Regions from separate parts of the Homo sapiens genome. Here all the other regions are linked to region 1. Evidence: chromatin contacts called from ENCODE Hi-C or POLR2A ChIA-PET data. All regions are on one chromosome and are shown on one strand. The core of a region is the stretch at or near the end of the contact, and the rest is flanking DNA. Distances in the headings are between cores, read along the strand shown.

Region 1 (4,445 bases), core at 1,084-3,583:
ATTAACACTTGAAGTGTGTTAGATGCTGTGCTTAACTCTTACATCTCCCCTTAGTGCTCATTCCAGAAGAGCTTTGTCACTCTGCCAGCCAATCCTGAGAAGGAATTTTATCACTTCATTTCCAGCCAGCTCTCGGGCATAGAGAGAATGAGGAAAGGATTCCACCATAGCCTCACACCCCCAAAACACACAAACACACACTAGGATGTCCCTCATCTGTAGAGATGATGTTCTGTGGGAGCCTACAGTATCCAGAGCCAGGGAAGGACCAACGGGTGTGGGCGTTCGGAAGAAAAGAAAGACGTATGACTCTTGAAATTTACATAGGGAGAAAGGAGATTGCCTACTGGAAGTCCAGGTGATTGGGTGTAGGGGAAAAGCTGTGTGTGGCTTCGCAGCCCAACTGGGAGGAGGGGACAGGGGCGGGAAGTGGCAGGAAATGGCGAAAGCCTCAGGAATGTTTCCAGCAGGGAAGGCTGGGCAAACGGGGCCAGGAGGAATGCCCAGACAAGAACTCTGGTTAGGGGGAGGGGAAGAGACAGAGAAGTAGCGACTGAACTGTCCCTTAAAAAAAAAAAAATCAAACAACAAAAAGAGCACTATTATCTACCCCCACTCCAAACTACCGTTCTTCTGGTAGTAGAAAACTTTTGCTCATGTCACACCCACATGCCACACACCAACAAATCCATGGTCTTATCCACTTATGTCTAGGAAGGCCTAGAGCTACTTCTGGGATGAGGTTGGTCCTGGGAAGGGAAAGCCAGGAAGTGAGGCTGGGAGTCTGAGGGCAAGTCTCTCTCTCCCTCTCGTGCCAAACCCCACGTTCAGCCCTTTCAAATAGTTCTACCCTTGGAGGAGGTTAAGAAAGAGGAAAACGGGGACGGGCGCAGTGGCTAACGCCTGTAATCCTAACACTTAAGGAGGCTGATAAGGGTGGAGCACCTGAGGTCAGGAGTTCGAGGCTAGCCTAGCCAACATGGGGAAACCCCGTCTCTACTAAAAATACAAAAATTAGCCGGGCGTGGTGGTGGGCGCCTGTAATCCCAGCTACTCAGGAGGCTGAGGCAGGAGAATCACTTGAACTCAGGAGGCGGAGGTTGCAGTGAGCCGAGATCGCACCATTGCACTCCAGCCTGGACGATAAGAGCGAAACTCCGTCTTAAAAAAAAAAAAAAAAAAAAAAAAGATAGAAAGGAAAACGGAAAACGGCTGCCTTTAATCTCACTCCTTACAGCCAGAGATGGGAACTTTGACTTCCCACCTGGGGGAGCACGAGAGTGCTCGGAAAACTGATCCCAAGGCCCAAAAAGAGAAAGGACAGGAAAATATAAGCAGGTGGAGTTTCAGGGATTGACGACAAGGCTTTTCAGCTGATGACCCAGGTCCCACAAAGATAAAGCTCCTAAGGGGGCGTGGTCCCCTAAGGACGCGAACTTCAGACTTCTGGGCGGGGAGGCTTTCTGGACAGTCAGACGTGGATTACGGAGGGGGCGTGGCTTCGGAGGGGCGGAGCTTCAACAAATTCGAATCGTTCTTTGAAGAGCAGGGTTTTGCCCTTTTGGGAGATAGGCCTTTTGACAGGAGTTAGCCGAGGATCGTTGCTAGGAGGCGGAGTTTCGGAGAATGGAAGGAGTAACGAAGGGTTTCTCGTAGTAGGGCTTGGAACGTGTCGGGGGGTGGGGACTTCCAGAAAAACTGGGCGACAGGGTGGGGTCGGAGACAAAAAATAAAAATCAAGTCGGGGTTCGGGGGAGCCCCCTGAAGTTGGGAGGTGGGACTTCCGGGGAGAGGGGTCTCAGGGGCGGGACTTATAAATGAAGACCGGAAGTGGGGTCCCGGGAGAGGGGTTCCGGGGTGAAAGAGTGAGTCACCTAAGGAGAAAAAAGTCAAGACTCACCAGGGCCTCATGGAGTCTCCGCACCGCACCGCGGGCCGATTTGGTGCCGGATCACGCCACTGCCAGCTTAGGTTACCGCTCCAACTTTCTCCCCGGGCCCTGCCTCCCTGGAGAAACTTTATTACACTCACTTCCGGCCTCACTAACCCCTGACCCTCTACCTCAGGGTCCCTCCTTCACGCTTCCCACTTTCCCGAGTTAGCCAATGGCAGCGCGAGATCGCGCACAAAGGCAGTGGTGGCCAATAAGACGCCTACTTTTGACCCACGCTCGTTCTTGAGAAGCGTGAGAACTGCCCTCCAATAAGGATCCGAAGAGAAGTAAATCTAAGCCAATCGGAGGCTTGAAAGTAGAGGTGTCCCGCCTCGAGCCAAACGGACCAATAGGAAGTGCGGGCGGCGTGTTTGAAAGCGAGGCCAAAGTGGGTGGGAGCGCGTGCTGTTGGGAGTTGCTTGGAGGTTGGCGGCGCGGGGCTGAAGGCTAGCAAACCGAGCGATCATGTCGCACAAACAAATTTACTATTCGGACAAATACGACGACGAGGAGTTTGAGTATCGGTTAGTGCTGGCGCGGGAGCAATAGCGAGGGTCGTGAGCTTTGGCCGCTGAGGGCACAAGGAATTAGTAACAGGAACTGAGGCGATAGAATTGGCGCATGCGTACGAGGTGCGAACGGGCAATGGTGTGATATTGTGGAAGGCGTAAGGCGCATGCGCGGAGGTGGGAGGCGCTCGTAAAACAAAGTGGTTGCGAATTTGGAGTCGCCTCTCAGTAGAGAGGAGAGAGGGGTGGGCGTGGTTAGGGTACTGACCACCCTCACCCATGAGGCTTTCTGGATCATTCTCTGAACTTTATCGGGCAAACTTAACTTGCCTTGTAGAGACTGTTTCACAGTAATCTTGTCGAATCCAGTGGGAGAACGTAGCAAAAGCGGAGCTGGAAGTTTCCTGGCGTCCCTAACAGGAGAGTAGCGCTGAGAGAGTTGAATATTGCTTATTAACTCGTGAAAAAGACAAGGGGCGTGGTTGTCTGGCTTGTGTAAGGAAGGGGATCGCTTGGGACTGCAATGGAATAAAACTGGCTAGGAGCATTGAGAAAATACTTAATATGGGTCTAATAGATGCCCTTTAAATATCAAAGGGAACAGTTACGGAATACTTAACAGGTTTCAGGTGTTCTGCTAAAGTGCAAGGATAACACATGGTCTCTGCTGTTCACAAATTTAAAAATCTGTGGGTGGTACCGACAGACACCAGAAAGGTGACACACGCTATGCAAGGAGCCATTACAGGGTGTGATGGGAGCACACAAGACTTGCTAAGGAGAGGGAACTGGCGACCCGAAGGCTGCGGCTTCCTAGCTGTGAGCGGGGGTTGAGGTGGGGCTAGAAAGTCAGTCCCCTACTTTTGCTAACTCCAGGACGCTCCCCCATCCCACGCTTCGAGAACGCCCCCCGCCCCGCCACCGCCTTGGAGGCTGACCTCTTACTTTCGGTCGGTCTTCTTCCCTGGGCTTGGTTTGGGGGCGGGGGAGTGTCCTAAGGGCCAATTCAGCGTGATGTCTCTTTCACCACCATTGAAAACGAAACCAGTAGTAAACTACGCGTGTTTTCATTTATATGTCGGAGATAAAAACACAGGGACAGAAAGAGGGGAACAACAGACATTGGGGCCTGCTTGAGGGAGGAGGGTGGGAGGAGGTAGAGGTTCAGGAAAAAAAAAAACTGTCGGGTACTATGCTTAGTACCTGGGTGATGAAATAACCTGTACACCGAACCCCCGAGTCAGGATTTTACCTATATAACAAACCTGCACATGTACCCTTGAACATGAAACTTAAAATACTGAGAGGAAAAACGGAAGAGGGAATGTTGGGGAAAGCTTCCTAGAGGGCAGAGCCTGAGATGAGACTCTAAGAAAAAGGTATGTGGGAGGAAGCACCTCTTGACTGAAATTGTTTAGAAGACACTGGATAGCCATCTGCCAAGGATGGTGATGATGGAATCCTGGCACTGGATGTGGCATTCGGGCTTGATAAATTTTAAGTGCATAATCTAGATTGGGAATAAGGGAAGACACAGGATTCCACAAATGTTGGCATTATGCTAATCTGTATTAATTGTAATAATTAAGACCACTTCCTGGTTTGTATCTTGTCTCCTCAGTTGGAGAACATAAAATGAAAACTTGCTTTTCTTGTGTCTCTTCACCCAGCCTAGTTCAGGGCTTTGGGTCTTCCAGAGAACTCGATGTGCATTGACAAATACATAATCATCTTTATGCCAAGACGGCTCCAGACCCTCCTTTAATTAACTTTCTTTTCCTCAGCTGTTTTCCTCTACATCTGAACTAAACTAACTTAAAACTGTATGTGCTTATAAGAGATTTGTGGAGCTGGGAAGGAATCACCATTTCATCCCCTGGAAGATGAAACTCTTGGCAGTGGCACTTTGGTTTAAGAGGGGTTTTTTGGTGTATGTATTGAAGCCAAATTTCGTGCCAGGGTGGTGTTAGAATGTGAGCTATTTTCATTATATTTGGACTAGA
Region 2 (4,445 bases), core at 1-2,500, 880 kb after region 1:
AGAGGGAGACTCTGTCAAAAAAAAAAAAAAAAAAAAAAAAAAAAGGCATCTTATTACCCAGGAAAACTTTACTGTCATAAATAGATCCAATAATAGAATAAGCCGCCTTGTGTTAGATCACTGGCAATGTTCAAGCGAAGCCTGAATGTCCACTTATCAGAGTACTAGATGAAAGCCTGAACTAGAGAACTGAAAAATAAAAGTTATTTGTAACTCTAAGCGTCTAAGGTTAGATTTCTCTTTCTTCTTTTCTTTCTTTCTCTCTCTCTCTCTTTCTTTCCAGAGACAAGGTCTCGCTCTGTTGCCCAGACCGGAGTGCAGTGGCAAGATCCTAGTTCACTGCAGCCTCAGACTCCTGGGCTCCAGTGACCCTCTGGCCTCGGCCTCCCGAGTAGCTAGGACTACAAGGCACTTGCCACCACCCTCAACGACTTTTTTTCTTTTTTTTTTTTTGTAGAGACGGGGTCTCGATTTGTTACCCAGGCTGGTCTCAAACTCCTGGCCTCAAGCGATCCTCCCGCCCCAGCCTCCCAAAGTGCTAGGATTAGAGGCGTGAGCCACCGCGCCCGACCTACAGTTAGTTTTAAACCTCCCTTCTGTTTCTCCAAGACATTAGGGGAGATTCTCCATCCCCTCAATCAACTGATGTAATTAAAACTCAGTAACTAAAGCTCAATAAAACATGAAGATTTCGTTGATTCCTGTGAGAGATGGTGGTGACCTTATAAGAAATAGAATGGGAGTAGCCAGGGCAGCTCTTTTATTTCACAGATAATTACTGAGATCAAAAAAAGGGGAAAAAAAGAAAAAGAAAGAAAGAAAAAGAAGGAAAGAAAGACAGCTACTTCAGCTCCAGGCACCTCAAACACAGCAGTAGCTCGACAGAATCCACTTTTTTGGGAACCCAAGTCGGACCAGCAGGGTGAATGAATGCCAATGTGGAGGCAGCCCCGGCACGGCCCTCTCCTAGGAAAACATTTTCAAAAGGGGTCCTAACCGCGCTTCCACCTCGGTGCCCAGGGCTGGCTCCAGTCCCCATTCCCAACTAGACACTGGACTTCACGCCCTTAACTTCCGCCACGCACCCAGCGCCCACCCTCAGACCCGACCTTCTCAACCTGGACATCGTTCGTCCAGGTGTCCCAGCTCCCACCTGCCTCTTCCCACCCCACCACACACAAACCTGTACCCTCACCAGCCGGCCTGATTCCACGGAAACGGCTTTGGCACCACCGGAAGTCAGCCAACAACAGCGAATTGCGTGCGCGTCCCCGAGCCTCGGAGCGCCGCGCCGCAGTGCATCAAGGAGCATGCGCCTAACACTATGCGCCATCCCATTTTAGGGCAGAGTGAAGCCACAACGTTAGTGCGTCAGTTATTGGCAAAAAAATTTAAAGGCACTACTTAGCTTTCTCTGCCCATGGAGTTATCCTACTCAAAACTGAGGTTAAGATTCAGTGGTTTAGATTAACAGCTAATTTGGGGGCCAGGCGCGGTGGCTCACGCCTGTAATCCCGGCACCTTGGGAGACGGAGGCGGGCGGATTACCTGAGGTCGGGAGTTCGAGATCACCCTGGCTAACATGGTGAAACCCCGTCTCTACTAAATATACAAAATTAGCTGGGCGTGGTGGCGCACGCCTGTAATCCCAGCTACTCCGGAGGCTGAGGCAGGAGAATCGCTTGAACCCGGGAGACGGAGGTGGCAGTGAGCCGGCATCGTGCCACTGCACTCCAACCTGAGCGACAGTGAGACTCTGTATCAAAAAAAAAAAAAGATTAACAACTAATTTTTCTCACTACGAGTCACCTGGAACACAGGACCAAGGGACTGAAGAAGTCATAAAATGCCAGAAAAAGAAGTCTCTAAATTACAAATAGTGCAGGCTCCTGATTAAAACTAAGGCACTCTTGGACTCAGGCTATAGTAATTATTCATATATGTACAATATTCTGCATTTTACAAAATGCTCTCACATTTTCTTAGGTGACTTGGTCTCCACAATAGACTGTAAGATTATTATATCATATTCCAGTTTGCACAGGACAAAGTTCTGGCTCATCTGAGTAGGTGATTTCACAACGGTACACAGACAGCTATCAAGGAGAATCAGGTATTAAGTCTCCTAACTCTAGCTAATAATGCATTGACCCAGTGTCCAGGAGGCTGCCTGGGGTGTAACAGATGTTCAATAATTCAATACGTGCTTTTTGAATGAGCGAATGAATGAATGACTTCTAAAATGATGTTATTTCCACTTTTCTAGAAAAACAATGTCTGGAATCCACGGAGATTAAAAAAATAATAAAAAACAGAATGTCAAAAGGTGGAAAAATACTTTCAACCCCCTCATTTTACAGGTAAACCACCAACACAAATTTATACATTTGAACTAATCCTATCTGTAAACAGAATCCAACGGATGAAATTATCCACAGCCAAAATGAAGGTTGAAATTTATGCAAACATGGCAGTAGTCTGACTAACCTGAATCACACCAACTCTCCCAAATACCAAGGAAGACTCCAGAAGCTCGGAGTTTCATGTGTGTTGTTCTTTGACCTACAGAATACACAGATCTTTCGGTTTGGCCTCTCTCATACGAAACCCTAAGCACTTGAGGTTCATGAAAAAAATTCAACACTGATTAACTTTGGCACTTTTCATTAGTTGTTTTTTTTTTTTTTTTTAAACAGCTTTGCATACCACAATATCCATCTGTTTTACGTGTACAACCAAATTTTTTTTTTTTTTTTTTTTTCAGACGGAGTCTTGTTCTGTTGCCCAGGCTGGAGTGCAGTGGCGCGATCTCGGTTCACTGCAACCTCCACCTCCTGGGCTCAAGCGATCCTCGTGTCTCAGCCTCCCAAGTAGCGTGTGCCACCACGCCCGGCTAATCTTTGTATTTTTAGTAGAGATGGGGGTTTCACCATGCTGGCCAGGCTGGTCTCGAACTCCTGACCTCAAGTGATCTGCCCGCCTTGGCCTCCCAAAGGTTTGGGATTACAGGCATGAGCCACCGTGCCCGGCTGTTTTTTTAAAATTAGTAAATGTTCAGAGTTGTGCAACCATCCCCAGGTTTGGTCTTTCATCAGAGTTTCTGAGGTTTAAGACAGTTTCCATCCACTGTGAAATATAAGCCAAAAAAAAAAGTTCTGTAATAACCTTTAGCGGTCTCAGAAATGCATAATGATGGCAGTCGATACTGAAATCCAGGCAGTACAGAATTTTATTTTCCCAAAATTCTGGAACTCAGGACCGAGAACATTTTGCTGCTGTATTAAAGCCCAGAAAACTGAAATCAGAGGATTTCATATAATAATCTACCTATGCTTCTTACCCTTCAGTACTTTCTCGTTTTGGAACCACAGCGCGTCAGTGGGCGCGGCCTCATTCTCGGGAAAACTCGGCGGTGGGAGGAGTCCCCTCCGGGAGAGCTTCCTGAAGGGGGCGAGGGCTGACTTCCGTAATCTTTCGGAAGAGGCGGAGTCTTCTTCCGAGGACCATTCGGAAGAGGCGGAGTCTTCTTCCGAGGACCATTCGGAAGAAGGCGGAGCCTACCTCTCATCAGGACCAGTCTGACTGCACCTGCATCCTTAGCTCAGCGCATCCCCGGAGCATCTTAAGAGCTGAGCGCAGCTGACAACTAGGGGCCGGACCGTCGCAGGAGGCGTCCGCTGGATACCTTCCCCCTTCCCTGACCTAGAGCTCTACAGCTGCTGCCTCGGTACTGACCGAGGGTTCCCAGAGCTGTCTCACCATTGCAAAAACGTTATAGCAACAGCCTCTGATTACGACATGGCTGAGATCACCAATATCCGACCTAGCTTTGGTAAGTAGACTCGGGAAAACTAAGCTTGAGGTGGTCAGAATGGTTGCAAGGCCAAGGGGGCCCAGCGGCAGGGCAGAGAATGCAGCCCAGACCAGAGCCTTCAAAATGCCAGCCCCACTAAAATCGGGCCTGTGGTGGTGGGTAGTGGGTAGTGGGCAGTTGACAGTGCATGAACTTGAGCTATGGGCTGCAGGGACTGGCAGGGCCTGAGCCACACCGAGGGTGGGGAAGTCCAGGATGCTAAAACCTTGTATGGTGCACTGTCAGCACTGCTGGAGGTGAGAAACAGCAAGCGTGCGGAGGATGTGAACCCCTCCTTCTGGGGGAGGAGAGGTGGGGTAGGCCAAGCCCTCCCCCTTGGGGCACACAGGGCGGTGCCCCTTCCTCCCCCTCCCATTCCTAAGGGCTGCGGGGGAGGGAAGTGACAAGGGGGATGGGGCATCAAGATGGCAGCTTGGAGACTGTGGGCCGTGTGGCTGGCAGCCAGGGGAGGCGGCGGCCTCTGGGGAAAGAGGGGTGCGGGGTGGGGAGCAAAAAGGAAGCCACTCCTTAAGCCGGTCAGCTGGATGCTGGGGCTAGGAGGAAACGTGAGCCCTGCAAGCTCCATTCCGCA
Region 3 (4,445 bases), core at 1,336-3,835, 620 kb before region 1:
CCTGGCTTGGTCTGGATGGGACACTGTCAGAGTTTGGCCACAGCCTGTCCTTTACTTCATCCACACCTATGAAGCTATTCCCTAAATAAGGCATTTCCCAAGTTAGTCGCTACCTAATCAGCCTTGAGAAGAATCCTTTCCTCTTCTTTGATAGTGGGTCGGGGGATTCTTCAGGAATGGTTTGGAGCTGGGAGTGGGTAGGGGGATTTTAAATGTTCCATATGGGAGCCCCAAAGGAACTGGATGGGCTGCAGTGAGGTGGGGGCGGGTGGGCAGGGAATGGGAGAGGGGAAGTCTTGGCAGGGAAATCCCTTTTGGCCACACAGTTTACAAACCCAGTATCATGTCTGTCTGTGTGTCTCTCAAGGTGAGAGTCTGATTTTTATACCAAAGAGGAAATGATTTTTTTTCATATTTTGTTTGTCTATATTATATAAATATATATATACAGTTATATATATATATATTATTTTTTGGTTCTCTCTCGTTTTTTAGGGAGGGAAGAAAGTACCAAGTTGCATTGAGCTGTAATTAAGGAACATTATAATTTATGACACATTTCTATACTTGCAAAAATTATATCATTTTATGGATATAAGAGAAAAATGCCTTTTTATAAAATTTCAATTTCTGAGAAGTGTGTAATTTGTCTCTTTTCTGATGTTTAACCAAGACTGGTGGTGAAAGTAAAGACAGAAACTGTCTCTTAAATGTAATTGAGTGGGTAGATCTGGGATATCTTGGACAAATTGGAATCTGACTGGTGTGGGATAGCACCTCATCCATTTGCAGACCTCCCGGGATCTGAGTTTCAGCTGAAGATGAAGACGGGGCAGTGGGTGGTACTGAGCGGCATATCGTATGGACTTTGGCTGGGTGCCTAGGACCTTGAGCTGTTTACCTTTCTCCAAACGCAGGCCAACCTGTCATCCCTAACACACGCCAGATGGATGTGTGTGTAGGGAAAGTACCTGGTAAATATTGTAAGGTTTTGTTTTTTAACTCTGCGCTTTTCCGCATGCCTCACATCTTCCTGGCTTCTCAAGTGAGTATCAAGGAAGCTAAAGTCTTATATTAAAGGGAGCTTTCCTCCAGGGAAGGGAGGGCGGATGAGGATGGGGTCCTAGGAGTCAGGGCCAGGGTTAGTGCTGGCCTGAGGAGAAAGAAGTATAGCTTCCTCCGCCGATGGCCAATATCAGCATGATCCAGCCCCACCCGCAGGCTAATTTCCCCCTGACCCAGCCAGTCTTCAGTTATGGAACAATCCTTCTCAAAAACGTAGACTGGGTGTGGTGGCTCAATGCCTGTAATCCCAGCATTTTGCGAGGCTGAGGCAGGAGGATCACTTGAGCCCAGCCCAGGAGTTCAAGACCAGCCTGGGCAACATGGGGAGACCCCGCCTGTATTAAAAAAAAAAAAAAAAAGGGTGGGGGAGCGGAGGGTGTATGGGGGGAAGATGTGAAGATAAGATCTGTTTCCCTCTTCAGGAGAAACGGCCCCTGGCGGGAATCCCGCCACAGACCGCCAGGAACACCACCTGACACCCACCTCCACCCAGGGAGAGGCTGTCCAGTCCACACAAGCCTTTCTTTGGGGTCTGTCTGGAACCCTGAGCTTTGGGCAGCAAGTGGCATCTGGCTTCAGTGCCCCCACCCCCGAAACACAGAAAGAAGCCTTAATCCCTTGAGGCTGGTGAGGCCCCAAGTCCACCCCTCCCACAAGACAGGTCTTCAGCACTGCGCTGGCCTCCCGTTGGGGGTCTGTTCAGCCACTGGGAATGTCTTCCTTGGCTCCTCTCGCTGACCCTGGCTCTCCTGCACCCAGGATCCTATTATGTGTGTCTGAGGGGCAGGGCCAATGTCATTTTAACTTTCATTGCCTCTTGGGGACGCGTTTTCTCCGTCGCGATATAGACACACGCCTCCACGGAGGCTCCGGGCACTCGGGCTCCCCGTTTTCTCCCCTCTGCCGCAGGCATCCCTGGTCTTCCTTCCCTGCGCTGACTGAGCACCTGGGCTCCTGTGGGAGTGGCTTCCAGCCCCTAGGTCCCCATCGTCCTAGTGCCTTTTCTGAGTGCGTGGAGGTGAAGTCTGTCCGATACCGCAGCTTTGTTCCACTGAGCCTGCTTATCTCCAAGGGCGTTCCTCTCCACTCCACTAAAGCAGCACACACCCATGGGCGCCCACTGCCGTCGGGAGGAGCTCCACCTCTGAACTCTCACAATTCATTCAGCATTTGGCCATCCATATTCTTCAGTTCTTCCCGCTTCCATCTGTGCTCCCAGCGAAAACTACGGCCCCTCCCTTTCCTCCTGGTCGCTTGCTTCCATATGTGAACCCTTACTTGCTTCCCAATCCAGCCCGGAGCCCGTGGTCTGGTACTCGTCGCTTTGCCCCGGAACATTCCAGCCTTGGGTCAGCCCAGCGTCTCCCAGGGTGAGCTGTGGAATGCTGAAGGGCAGCACACAACCACGGAGCAAGAGGAGCGGCAGCTGCCCGGGCTCCCTCCGCAGGCGCCTCTGCACGGCGAGGAGACGCTGGGAACCTCATTCTCCTGCCCCTCCCTCAACTCCTGCCACCGCCTCCCACCCTGCCCTCAGCAGATGGTGCTGCCTCCTACTTCACGGAGCAAATAACTTCTGCGGCTTTCCTCTCAACTACAAATCTCACTGCGCACAGGCACGCCGGCCTTCCCCTTTCCTTTCCCCTGCCTGGGGAGGCTGGACTCTCCTGTCCCGCTCCCTGTGGCCCCGCCCCTCCCCTCCTCCCACCACTGCACCTTCCATTGTCCTTCACCAGGACCTTCTCTTGACCCTGCCTTCATTTCCCTCTCCGTTGATTCTTTCCTTCCCCAAATTAGCCTGCTCAGTTTTCTTCCCCCTCACCTGACCCCTAACCCCTATCAACTCTGTTGTGGTCTGTGTCCCTCCCATTAGCCTCTCTGTTATCTCTTCCACTGCCTGTAATCTGGCATCTCCTTCACCAGTCCCTGAAATGCTTTCACTAAAATCACCTTTGACCTTCATGTTGGCCAAGTCCAGAAGGCATTTCCAGGTCTGATCTGACTTGCAATCTCTTAGTCATTTGACTGTGTTGGCTGCCTTCTCCTTGAAACTCTGCCCTCTGCTGACTTTGTTCCACTTTCTCTTGGTTTAACTGCTGCCTCTCTGGTTGATCCTTCTGTCTCCTTCCTTGGAGCTCCTTCCTCTGTTCTTCTTCCCACCATGCCCCAGGACTCCATACTTGGCTCTAAGCTTTTCTCTTCTGTGCAGGGTCCTTGAAGGTCCCCATGCAAACCCATGGTTTAAATAAGATTTGTTTAAACAAGTAAGATTTAACAATTAAATGGAGAGTCACCATTGTTCACCTCTAGATTGGACTTCTTCCTTCCACTCCACGCTCCAGACCCTTGTATTCAATTATCCATTGGACCTCTCCACTAGGACGACCCACCACCACCTGTTATTCAACATACCCCACACTGAACATTGTTTTTCCCAACACCTGTTGCTCCTCCCGCATCCTCTATTTCAGTGAGCAGCACGCGATCTCACCAGTCACCAAAGCCAGACACACATGTCCTGGAGAAAACCCTACAACCTCTGCTCTGGGGCCACCACACTGTAAATCATATATTTCATCTTCTTTGATGTGGAGCATGAAATGATTAAGCTGCAATGTCCTGAGCCACTGTTTCCCAGTGATTGTGACCCAGGCAGGGTCACGACAGCCATATTTCTGTCCCCAAAGCGGGGCCATCTAGGTTGGGACTCAAAACACAAAGAAATTCTGCCACAAAGGTTCAATGTCACTTTCCTTGGCCCCAAAAGAGAAACTGGAGAGACCAGAGTGCTCAGATTAGGTAGGCAGCTGCAGCCTCCCACTGTAGCCACCCTGCAGAGCATGAGGGAGGGACTCACTGATAAAGCACCAGGACTACCCACTGCAGTCTCTACTTCAGAGGAAGCAAGCCATTGATGGAGATGTACTAAACACTGGGCTCTGCGGCTGAAGGAAGGAGCTGAGTTCTCCTGCTTATCTCTGCTCCAGTGTCCTATCTTGAAGGACTGTGTCCTGACCCCAGTGAGAAACATGACCTGTCTGACCCTCCCAACCCTTCCTGGAAACTTTCCAGTTCTCAGTGAGTTGCTGGGAGCTGCCCTGCTGGACACCCGCCTGGGGAGGGTGTAGACTTATCTTGCCGGGCTGAGAGAGGGAAGTCTTTCCCAATACTAGTCTATTAAAACACACACTGGGCTGGGCGCAGTGGCTCACGCCTGTAATCCCAGCACTTTGGGAGGCCAAGGCGGGTGGATCATCTGAGGTCAGGAGTTCGAGACCAGCCTGACTAAAATGGCTTCACCCTGTCTATACGAAAAATACAACAAATTAGCTGGGCATGGGGGCAGACGCCTGTAATCCCAGCTACTCAGGAGGCTGAGGCAG
Region 4 (4,445 bases), core at 1,154-3,653, 590 kb after region 1:
TATTCATAGAGGGGATTCTTACTATATGAAATGAGTCTTTCAAAGGATTCCTTCAGCCCAGCCAAGAAGTTCCAACATCCACAGGCACATGTATTAACAATTACCAGAACCCAAAAACAGTTCTCTGGTTTTAATTCCACACCGCCTCCCTCAACTTAATACCCACCACTGTCAAAACAACTCCCCTCACGTTGTACCCAGGCTATTTACAGAGACACCTTGATTATCCTCACGCCAAGGCATGGACCATTTATTGAACAGGCAGTCAACAAATATTTGTTGAATGAATGAAAAAGGATCCTTCCTCCCACAGATTTCAAGTTAAGCTGTCAGCACCCATGCAGCTGCTCTGGTACAAGTTAAGCTGTGAAAGCCTTCTCTCCCTCACACATACAACCTCAAGTGTCAGAAATGCTCTGCTTCCTCCATAAATCCAAAATAATATAGTCATGGATATGCATTTCATACAGGTCAGACTCGGCAAGGACAGCTACGTTCCACATACATATCTGACACAATCGGTCTCCCCCAAATACAAGCCAACCAGTCTTATGTGCTCCTATCTTTCCAGCATACTCAGATTTGCCGACAAAGACTTCCTGAGGCACCATGGTATGCTGAATATACTGCTGCAGTAGTAGTGAAAATATGGGAGTTACAGTTCCAACTTTGTCACCAATTTAACATGCGGCCTTGGAGAAGTTCTCTCCTTATGCCTAAATTTCCTATTTTGTAAAATGGAAGAAAGCATCCTACCATTTTCACAGAGATTCAGTATCACAAAAAAACTGAAAGAGCTTTCTTATTGTATTGTAAACTATTACTATAAACCCGCGACAACAAATAAGGCCACCCATTCTTTACAACTTTGTAGTAATGATTCTGTTAAAGATATTTTGGCCCTTCACATTTACACAACTCACTCTAACCAAAGGCACAAACTATTCTTAAGACCACAACTGGCTATGCCAAGTTTCTCCCCTCCCTGACCTCACAGACACATGCTGTACAGAACACTACCATTGCCGCTCTTTCCCAACAAGTAACTAGGGGCTCCCAATCCCTAAAATACACACACATATCAACCTGCAAGGAACCTCCCAACATTTATTCAAGAAATAAGCTAACTTATAAGGGGAACTCCATTACACTTACACAAATAAAGGCAAACTCTTACGGAAACACTTGCCATCCTCACATACACACACCAACACAGCCGCTACACACCAACAGACCATCTGTCTGCTAGACCAAAAACATCTCTTTCCATGTACAAACTAACCAGTGACATTTATTAAACTTACAACACTGAGATCATCCTGTCGTTCCCACATACCGTTCAACGCGGCAGGGACACCACAGACCTTGTCACACAGGTAAAATCCCCTCTCAAGATCGTGTCCTCGACCACTCTTATCCCTTAATTAAACACACACAAACTGGACTATGGGGGAGGCTCCGATCATGCCTACAAACACAAACTAACCTGTCAGGGGCACAGCCGACTCCGCCTCCACTCGCTTACTTCCCAGCCCCCTCCGGGAGTCTGCCTGTCAGGGACACCCCTTCACCCCGCCTGGAGGGACTTCCCGGTAGGCTCAGGATCCCCCTCCCTGCTCTCCCCTCCCCCATCTTCACCACTGCTCTCTCAGAGATCCAGGTCCGGGAGATGACAGTGGCTCCCAGAAAGCCCAGGATTCAATCGCTGAGAGAGTGCTTAGGCCCGAATGCCGGCCCAAATCGTTCTACTCACCGTGTCGGAGGCCGAGGCCGAGGCCGAGAGCGATGAGAGTGCAGGGAAGTGGGGAAGAGGGGGTGGCCGCCAGGCTCCTCCGCTTCCCTGGGTCCACGGCGGATCCCTCCCGCTTGTCAGGAGGCGGCCAGCGGGTAAGCTGACTGGCGGAAATGCGAGAGAGGAGAAGGGAAAGGTGGAAGGCTAAAGGGGGCAAACTGAGGGGAGGCGGGTCCCGCAACCGAGACTGGGATCGTCTCCCCTCCGCAAAGCGAACCCAAAATGGCGGCGGGAGCGGCGGCGGCGGCGGCGGCAGCAGCAGAGTGGCGGCGGTGGCGGCGGCAGCTCCTCCAGAGGGAGGGAGCGAAGGGCGCCTAGCGCCCCCCTCAACCTTCCACTCCTTCCTCCTTGCGTTCTTTCCCACCGTCCCCCGCTCCGCCCGACTCCGTCCGCGTAGCGCGCACGCCCGCCCGCACGCGTACGAGTGTCTACGGGCTCGTCGCTGGCTGCTCCCACCAACCACCACCTTCGGCCGCCCCGCGCGCCAGCCAGCCCGTACGCGCTCACCCACAGGAACCCCCTCGTCCAGTCCCTCACTACCCCTCAGGCCCTGTCAAGCCGGCGCCGGCGCAGGCCCTCACGCGTACCTTCAACGGCGCAAGCCCAAGCCTCCTCCTCCTCCTCCTCCACCTCCTCTTCTCTCCTCCCCCCCCTTCCCCGCCCCCACGGCCACCAACCGCCGCCACGGCCGCCGCCGCCGCCGCCAGCCCCCCCTACCACCCTCCACCCCTCGCGCGTGCGCCTCCCACAATCCCCCCCGCGGGACTGTTCCATTCCTGTCGGCTGCAGGGGCAGGAGAGGAAGGGACGGGCCGAGCGGGTCGGGGCTTGCCGTTTGACTGGAATTGCCAGAATGGCGGACCGAGCCCCACGACAACCTACCTCCCTGGGCTCCTCGCCGCAGCGCTGCGGCTCGCCTCCCTCTGCTCCTCCTCCTCCGCCGGATCGCGGCGAGCGGATCGAGGACTGCCTAGCGCCCCTCTGCCCACCGGTGGTTGGAGGCCGCGGCGGCTGCGCGTTGAGTCGTTTCCTGCCGGTTGACCTGAGCCTACTTCGCAGTAGCAGGACCGCTGCTGTGGAGCTGGTCGCAGGCGGTGTGTGCCGGTCGCCTAGTCAGGAGAACTAGTCCTCGACTCACGGTGAGGGAATGGACCGACACGGGTATTGTACCGCTGAGGGAAAGGAGCGGGACTCCGGACCTCCAGGAGGTAGGGAGTGAGGCCAGTAGGACCGGCGCGCCTCCGGGGGGATTCCTCCCGGGCGTTGAGTTGCCAACCTGGGACCCGAGGAAGATCGGCGTGGTGGTGTGCTTTTTGTTGTTGTTAACCCTCCTCGGATTTCTCGAATTTCACACCACTGTCCATATGCGATGATGTTTGTTTGCCCTTGACGCACTTACTCATGGATGGTACTTCTTCAGCCTCGTTAGACAGCCTGGTGATGGAGGATGAAGAAACCATGTGCTTTTCATTCAGTTCTGGACTTAGTCTCCCTTTTCTTCCTTCAGCAAGTTATTTTTGTTAGTTCCTTATCAAAAAGTGTACATAAAAATTAGGCAACTCCAAACATGCCTCCAGGGTTAATGTGTGAAATAATAAGATAATATATGTAAAGTGGAATTAGCTCCTAGGCATAGGGAAAGTGCAGAATATTGCCGTGTTGTCATTTACAGTTCTGTTGATGTCGATAACGTTTGTGGGTGTAATTGGTAGTGTTCTGTCCCTCCAAGGAGTTAATAAAACAAAGCAAACATAGGCCTGTTAGGTTTCTGTGGCTACTGAATATTTGTTTCTCAAAACACTTGACTGATATTTGATAATTGAATGCAGCAGAAATACGGACGATTAAAGTCCACAAATAATTCCAAAGTTTACTTGATCTAGTAGTTTTTACCTTTACCTAAAGGGTAAAGCAGAATAAATTACCGGAAGGATCTACTTGGGTTTCCCTTTCCTTCACATTTGTGGACTCCTGGGGATCCAGGAAGTAATTCAGAAATGACTGTTCAAAAGCCCATGCAAGGCCGGGCGCGGTGGCTAACGCTTGTAATCCCAGCGCTTTGGGAGGCCAAGGTGGGCGGATGACCTGAGGTCAGGAGTTCGAGACCAGCCTGGCCAACATGGCAAAATCCCGTCTCTACTAAAAATACAAAAATTAGCCAGGCGTGGTGGTGGACGCCTGTAATCCCAGCTACTCAGGAGACTGAGGCAGGAGAATCGCTTGAACCTGGGAGGCGGAGATTGCAGTGAGCCGAGATGGTGCCATTGCACTCCAGCCTGGGCAACAAGAGCGAAACTCCATCTGAGGGAAAAAAATAAAAATAAAAAGCCCTTGCAACCTCCAAAATTCAAGTAGACAGTCCCAAATTTCCCCTTTAGGATACGTGGATTAAGTGTTGTTTACTTGTTTCGTTTCTTTAAGGTAAAGAGGAAAGCAGCCTTAATTACCTCATTGTATATTTTCCTAACCAAGTCCCACACTTTCATGGAGCCCACTTGTTTACCGATCTTTTGTTAGTTGCTTCATGCGTGCAAGTGTATTATGCTACCAATAACTTGTTTTATCTGAGAACAGGGACTATGTCTACTACTTAATTTACATAAAGCATCACAGGCTAGCGCAAAGCAAGTCACAGAAATATTGAAATGAGGCTG

The links. Hi-C counts contacts between places; a loop is a spot of excess contacts on that map. ChIA-PET counts read pairs that join two places held with the same protein, here RNA polymerase II (POLR2A). Pooled maps may share reads with other maps.
Region 2: a pooled map shows a loop between it and region 1 (10-fold over the local background). The contact joins the promoter of GON4L here to the promoter of CKS1B in region 1. A Hi-C loop is called at or near these places in 1 of 37 single-sample maps with no recorded cell type and 11 of 50 pooled maps. POLR2A ChIA-PET finds 5 or more read pairs at or near these places in 2 of 52 experiments (B cell and naive thymus-derived CD4-positive, alpha-beta T cell).
Region 3: a pooled map shows a loop between it and region 1 (2.8-fold over the local background). The contact joins the enhancer-like site here to the promoter of CKS1B in region 1. A Hi-C loop is called at or near these places in 1 of 50 pooled maps. POLR2A ChIA-PET finds 5 or more read pairs at or near these places in 4 of 52 experiments (PC-3, PC-9, Panc1 and 1 more).
Region 4: a pooled map shows a loop between it and region 1 (7-fold over the local background). The contact joins the promoter of ASH1L here to the promoter of CKS1B in region 1. A Hi-C loop is called at or near these places in 1 of 168 maps with a recorded cell type or tissue (PC-3) and 6 of 50 pooled maps. POLR2A ChIA-PET finds 5 or more read pairs at or near these places in 1 of 52 experiments (MCF 10A).

The regions. Positions count from the first base shown.
Region 1 is chr1:154,972,348-154,976,792 of GRCh38, forward strand. It overlaps CKS1B (CDC28 protein kinase regulatory subunit 1B), which reads left to right and starts at 2,334. Exons shown (of 3, transcript NM_001826.3): 1 at 2,334-2,457. The coding sequence starts at 2,399. MIR4258 (microRNA 4258) reads left to right here and starts at 3,346; the gene lies at 3,346-3,436. It also overlaps a transcript of SHC1 not described here. RefSeq lists enhancers at 1,830-1,979, 2,430-2,579, 2,680-2,739 and a silencer at 2,070-2,159.
Region 2 is chr1:155,855,964-155,860,408 of GRCh38, forward strand. It overlaps GON4L (gon-4 like), which reads right to left and starts at 1,251. Exons shown (of 32, transcript NM_001282860.2): 1 at 1,184-1,251. It overlaps SYT11 (synaptotagmin 11), which reads left to right and starts at 3,604. Exons shown (of 4, transcript NM_152280.5): 1 at 3,604-3,832. The coding sequence starts at 3,799. RefSeq lists enhancers at 1,131-1,330, 1,617-2,204, 3,445-3,554, 3,745-3,844.
Region 3 is chr1:154,350,671-154,355,115 of GRCh38, forward strand. ATP8B2 (ATPase phospholipid transporting 8B2) reads left to right here. Exons shown (of 28, transcript NM_001370597.1): 28 at 1-634. Among named protein-coding and RNA genes, the nearest start is that of ATP8B2, 27 kb to the left of the region's middle. Within about 2 kb of position 2,586, at least 26 of the 41 ENCODE cell types and tissues checked have a DNase peak (open chromatin) inside an H3K27ac peak, as active enhancers do.
Region 4 is chr1:155,560,400-155,564,844 of GRCh38, forward strand. It overlaps ASH1L (ASH1 like histone lysine methyltransferase), which reads right to left and starts at 2,404. Exons shown (of 28, transcript NM_018489.3): 1 at 1,754-2,404. ASH1L-AS1 (ASH1L antisense RNA 1) reads left to right here and starts at 1,643. Exons shown (of 2, transcript NR_147964.1): 1 at 1,643-1,887; 2 at 2,851-3,545. It also overlaps a transcript of MSTO1 not described here. RefSeq lists silencers at 179-473, 2,195-2,344, 2,395-2,534, 3,619-3,913 and an enhancer at 2,423-2,990.